Linked DNA regions of Homo sapiens: region 2 is linked to region 1. Evidence: chromatin loops called from intact Hi-C (ENCODE). Cell type or tissue: A673. All regions are shown on one strand.

Region 1 (2,500 bases):
TTGGGGTGGTGGAAGATAAAGGTCCACTTTCATCCTTTTGCATATAGATATCCAGTTTTCCCAACAGTATATATTGAAGAGACTATCTTTCCCCCATTGTTTATTCTTGGTACCTTTTTCAAAGATTAGTTGACTCATGTATGTGCATGGGTTTATTTCTGGGCTTTTTAGAATTGTCAAAAAGGCTAAAATCTAATCAATCTGCTAATAAATTGTGTGGGTAGACACTGATCTCTTTATCTAGGCTGTATGCGTGAAACCATTTACCTTAACTTTCCTAAATTCTATAAATGATTATGATTTTTGAAAGGAGCTTTAGGAGTCAGAGGAGGAGGGAAACCTGGGGGTGGGTGTTGGAGGTCACCACAAGCCTTTTCCCTAAGTAACCTTTACCAGCCTGATTACCATAGTGCAGCACTCATCATTTTCTCCACATCCTCTCTCCAAGTCAGAGAAGTGCCTGTTTTGGTCAGACAGCTCTTATTTATGGAGACTGTAGATGCTGAGTTTGTAGATTCAGGGATCTTGTGACTCTTAAAAACCTTTAAATACAATACTTCCTCTGGGAAAACTGAAAAATTGACTGTGATTCTATGTGCCTTTTTTCTGTACTCTAGAAGATGTTGAAGATGTACCAGCTTCAAAGAAAGCTAAAGGTGAGTTTGCTGTCTTTGGATCATTTACAAGTTTTCTCTCAAAGCTATAAGGTTTTTGTCTGTCTTTTTTTTTTTTTTCCTAGCTATTCTTGATCTAGTCTTAAGCTTTTCTAGGCAACATTTACATGGTAGGCTTATTTTTAAAGCAAACAGCTTTTTAACATTATTTGGAAAATATACATCTTTTCACATATTAAAAACACTAGTTGGGTATTGATTTATTTACAATTGTCAGATGCATTTATTTGCCAATCTACAGGAATAATACTTCAAAATCACTATTCCATTAAGAATTACAAGAATGCCATGATTTTATTAAGAAGACTTGAGATGAGTCACCTATATTAGCAGCACCATCAGGAAGGAAGGAAGGAAGGAAGGAAGGAAGGAAGGAAGGAAGGAAGGAAGGAAGGAAGGAAGAAATGGAAGGCTGGACTCAACCCCTGCACTCTTCCAGCCCAAGCCAGAGGACAAACAGTCAGGAAAACCTGCGATCTCCAGATGTACGAACTTCATAAAGTATTTCCAGGACAAAATTTCTCCATCTGTAGAATGAGGGCTTCAGCTAACTTGATTTTTTTTCTGAAAGGTTCCTGGCTTTTTCATTAGGGCTGCTATAAAATAGGCATTATGTTAAAAAGAAATGAACTTTTACTTTAGGTTTAGGGGTACATGTGTATGTTTGTTATATAGGTAAACTCATGTCATGGGGGTTTGTTGTACAGATTATTTCATCACCCAGGTATTAATCCTGCCATCCATTAGTTATTTTTTCTGATCCTCTTTCTCCTTCCACTCTCAACCGTTGGGTAGGCCTCAGTGTCTGTTCCTCCCGTCTTTGTGTTCATGTTTTCTCATTATTTAGCTCCCACTTTAAGTGAGAACATGCTGTATATGGATTTCTGTTCCTGCATTAGTTTGCCAAGGATAATGACCTCCAGCTATATCCAGCAATGGGATTGCTGGGTTGAATGATAGTTCTGTTTTTAGCTCTTTGAGGAATCATCACACTGCTTTCCACAATAGTTGAACTAATTTGCACACCCACCAACAGTCTACAAGTGTTCTCTTCTCTCTGCAAGCTCCTCAACATATGTTATTTTTTGACTTTTTCATAATAGCCATGCTTACTGGTGTGAGATGTTATCTTATTGTGGTTTTGATTTGCATTTCTCTAATGAGTAGTGATGTTGAGCTTTTTTTCATACGCTTGTTGATTGAATGTATGTCTTCATTTGAAAAGTACCTGTTCATGTCCTTTGACCACTTTGTAATGAGGTTGTTTGCTTTTTTCTTGTAAATTTGTTTAAGTGCTTTATAGATCCTGGATATTAGACCTTTGCCAGGTACACAGTTTGCATATAAAAAAAAAGTATTTTCTCTTCCACTTCTAAATTTGTCTGCAGGCAATAAGTATTTGCCTAAGCATTGTTCTAGCCAACGAAGTATAAATTCTTTGCCAGTGCCCAAAATTAACCAACAATGTGGAAAATAGTGCTTTGAGAAAACACACACAGGTCAGGACCTTATCAAATAAAAGTTGAGATTTACACTTGTATTAAGACACCTTTCTGAATACTATATTTTATATATATATTTTTTAAATTGAATTAAGACTAGCCACCCTAATAGGTTTTTTACTCATAGACCAGTGCTTCTAAAACTTTAATGTTTATACAGATCAACTGTAGGTCTCCCTAGAATTAAATATCTGAGTTAGAACCTAAAAATCTGCATTTATATAAATAAATCAATTGATGCTGAAACTAGTGGTATATAGATTACACTCTGAGGGGAACCGCTCTAGAACCAATTGAAAAATTGATAAGATCTGTAAACCTAAC
Region 2 (2,500 bases), 94 kb before region 1:
GAATGAGGTTCCGCAAACTAACTTCCGTAAGTTTCAGTCACTTCATCTACCAAATGGGGATTAAAATAGCATGTACTTCATAAAATAATGGAATAATGCAAGTCAATAATTGACCAGCACTTGAGCCATAAGTACTCCAGAAAAAATAATTCTCATCACTAGAATTGTGCTAATTTGCTTGAAAGTTTAAACTGTACTGTTGACCTAGCATAGATTCAATAAAGAAAGAACTATTAGAGAAAAGAAAAAGTTGTTTCCTTTCCAGTGAAGCCAAAATCTCATCAGAACTCACCATCAAAAGAGAGAATTGTGTATTGTAGACTAAGTAATTAGATAGGAATTAACTTTAGCCTAAACTGACTGAGACAAAACATAGCACCAGGAAACCCAATAATTGAAGGTATCATTGAATTGTTGCAGGCCATATTTGCTATCATTGGACACATAAAGACATCACTTATTTTTTTAAGTTTCTAAAATAAAATATAAATGCAACAGCTATGTGACATTGAATTTTTATCTCTAGTTGCAGAGTCATAAGATGAATCAACTTCTTCTAGGACTTCAGATACCCAACAGGGAGCCTTTAGTCATTCTATATATTCCATTTATTTCACTCATTCATTCCTTCAACAATATTTGTTGATCATATACCACATATCAGATATTTCACCCAGTGCTGATATTTGAGTAATAAACAAAACACAGTTCTTGCACTAATGGAGCTTAAAATCTAAAGAGTGATTACAGACAATAACAAAATTTTCTATAATACTGTGGCACATAGAAAACATTAAAATAGGGTGTATCTACCAAGCTAAGTGAATGTGTCAAAAAGGGGGAGAAATATGTGCCAAAGAGTGTCAGAGTGCATTAATAGCACTGATACTACTTTTTACAGAAGGTGCACTCAAGTATTATCGGAAGTAGTGTGTAAAAGTCTATGACATTCTTTATTATATAAAATTCTGCAGTTAAACAAATTAGTTTTTAAAATTATAACTACAGAAAATGAGACACTGCTAGACTAAAACCCAAATAAAGCTGGTAGCATTATCCCTTATACATAGTTTATGCTCAGTAGGTATTCCAACTATGAAGTCAGTTTTTTCTGCTGTTTGGAGGGAGGAAAACTGTAATGTACCTGGACTCTTCCATTAATCAAAAGAAGACTCTATACCAAGAACAGATAATTATAAAGCCTAGGAAAGTTGGTTAGATAAAAGGATAGACTGGAAACATGAAAATATAGTCAACTATCTTATTGATTAGGGTTGTGCTATGAGTATTACTTGAATAGTTTAAAAAAGGTATGAATTTATTCTATACTGGTGTTTTTAGAATGCAGAATTTCTGGACAAAAGACATTGTCCTAGGACAATAAGAGAACAAGATACTTTATGTCACAATTGTCTATATTATTATATTAAATTTAGGTAAAATTGATTTATTTTATAAAATTGATACTAACGGAAATACTAGGAAAACAATAATTATATTAACCACTAGGTGGAGCCCCATGAATTAAATGTATGGTAGTCAAAGACAAAATTGCTTAAGTTGGTCAAATTAGGAAAATTTATGACGTTTTTCTTCTGAGCAATTTTTATTAATTTTTTAATTTGCAATATTTTCAGAATGCATAAATTATAAGTCCTGGCTTTTATTAAAGACAAGAAGCCAAATTACTTGATTAGCATGAAACTTTTTTGCAAACTGGATTTTAAAATCAAAGTATTTTTGCTTAAGTTACTTTATAATTTACCAAAGATACATATTCCATTAATATTTTGATAACAGTATATAACTATAATTGAAATTGAAAACAGACAAGAAAAATCAGTGAAGCCTACCTATTAATCCACTTTGTACTGACTATTTTTCAAATGTTATTTTTTTCCCTTTTGTTTGTACGTGTTTATGTGTACGTTTTGCCCCAGAACCTGAAACTAAAAAAGATGAAAAGATGTCCAAAGCAGGTAAGGATATTTTGTAAGATTTACATACAAGGAGATGTTCTGTTTGGTTGGAAGAAAGCTAGTTTTACAGTTTTACAATCCTGGCTGGATAAAATATTTAGACATCCAAAACATTAAAAAAATACTGATGCTATGTGCCATATATTTTACAAGTAATAAGCAATAAAACTAAATGTATGCTAAAGTTAACAAAAATTCCTTGCTTTCTGGTAGCAGATTTTGGGTAAGTTTATCAAAGCACTAGAACCATTAGCACATACGCTGCTCTTTGTTTATTTACTGGGCAATTGAACACTGTTTATGAAATGCTAAGAGGGCACCTTAAATGTCAGAGGCTCCATACAGAGCATGTCAAATGCCTAAAATTTATTATTATCATGGATTGAGTTTTATGAACCTGTATTTACCTACTTTCAACCATTTTGATCTCCAAAAAAGGAGTCCCACATGGTTCAACCTAACAGATTAAACACTTTTCTTTCACACAATTAAATGTGCAAATATTTTATGGAGAAGTAATC

What was found. Peaks named below come from ENCODE experiments on the same cell type or tissue, not always from the same donor. Only the 100,000 strongest peaks of a DNase experiment are listed, where the experiment ranks them.
Region 2: a loop joins it to region 1, with 7 times the contacts of the local background. A loop is called at or near these places in 1 of 110 quality-filtered maps.

Annotation. Positions count from the first base shown.
Region 1 is chr6:123,222,249-123,224,748 of GRCh38, reverse strand. TRDN (triadin) reads left to right here. Exons shown (of 41, transcript NM_006073.4): 39 at 618-656. Among named protein-coding and RNA genes, the nearest start is that of TRDN-AS1, 220 kb to the left of the region's middle. In A673, no CTCF peak of the experiment used is centred here; DNase peaks (open chromatin) are centred at 438, 1,108 and 1,588; H3K4me3 peaks cover 905 bases; H3K27ac peaks cover 2,500 bases.
Region 2 is chr6:123,315,936-123,318,435 of GRCh38, reverse strand. It overlaps TRDN (triadin), which reads left to right. Exons shown (of 41, transcript NM_006073.4): 24 at 1,941-1,979. All of the region lies in intron 1 of LOC124901393 (a long non-coding RNA gene), which reads right to left. Among named protein-coding and RNA genes, the nearest start is that of TRDN-AS1, 120 kb to the left of the region's middle. In A673, a CTCF peak has its summit at 1,503 (motif pointing right); a DNase peak (open chromatin) is centred at 1,515; H3K27ac peaks cover 669 bases.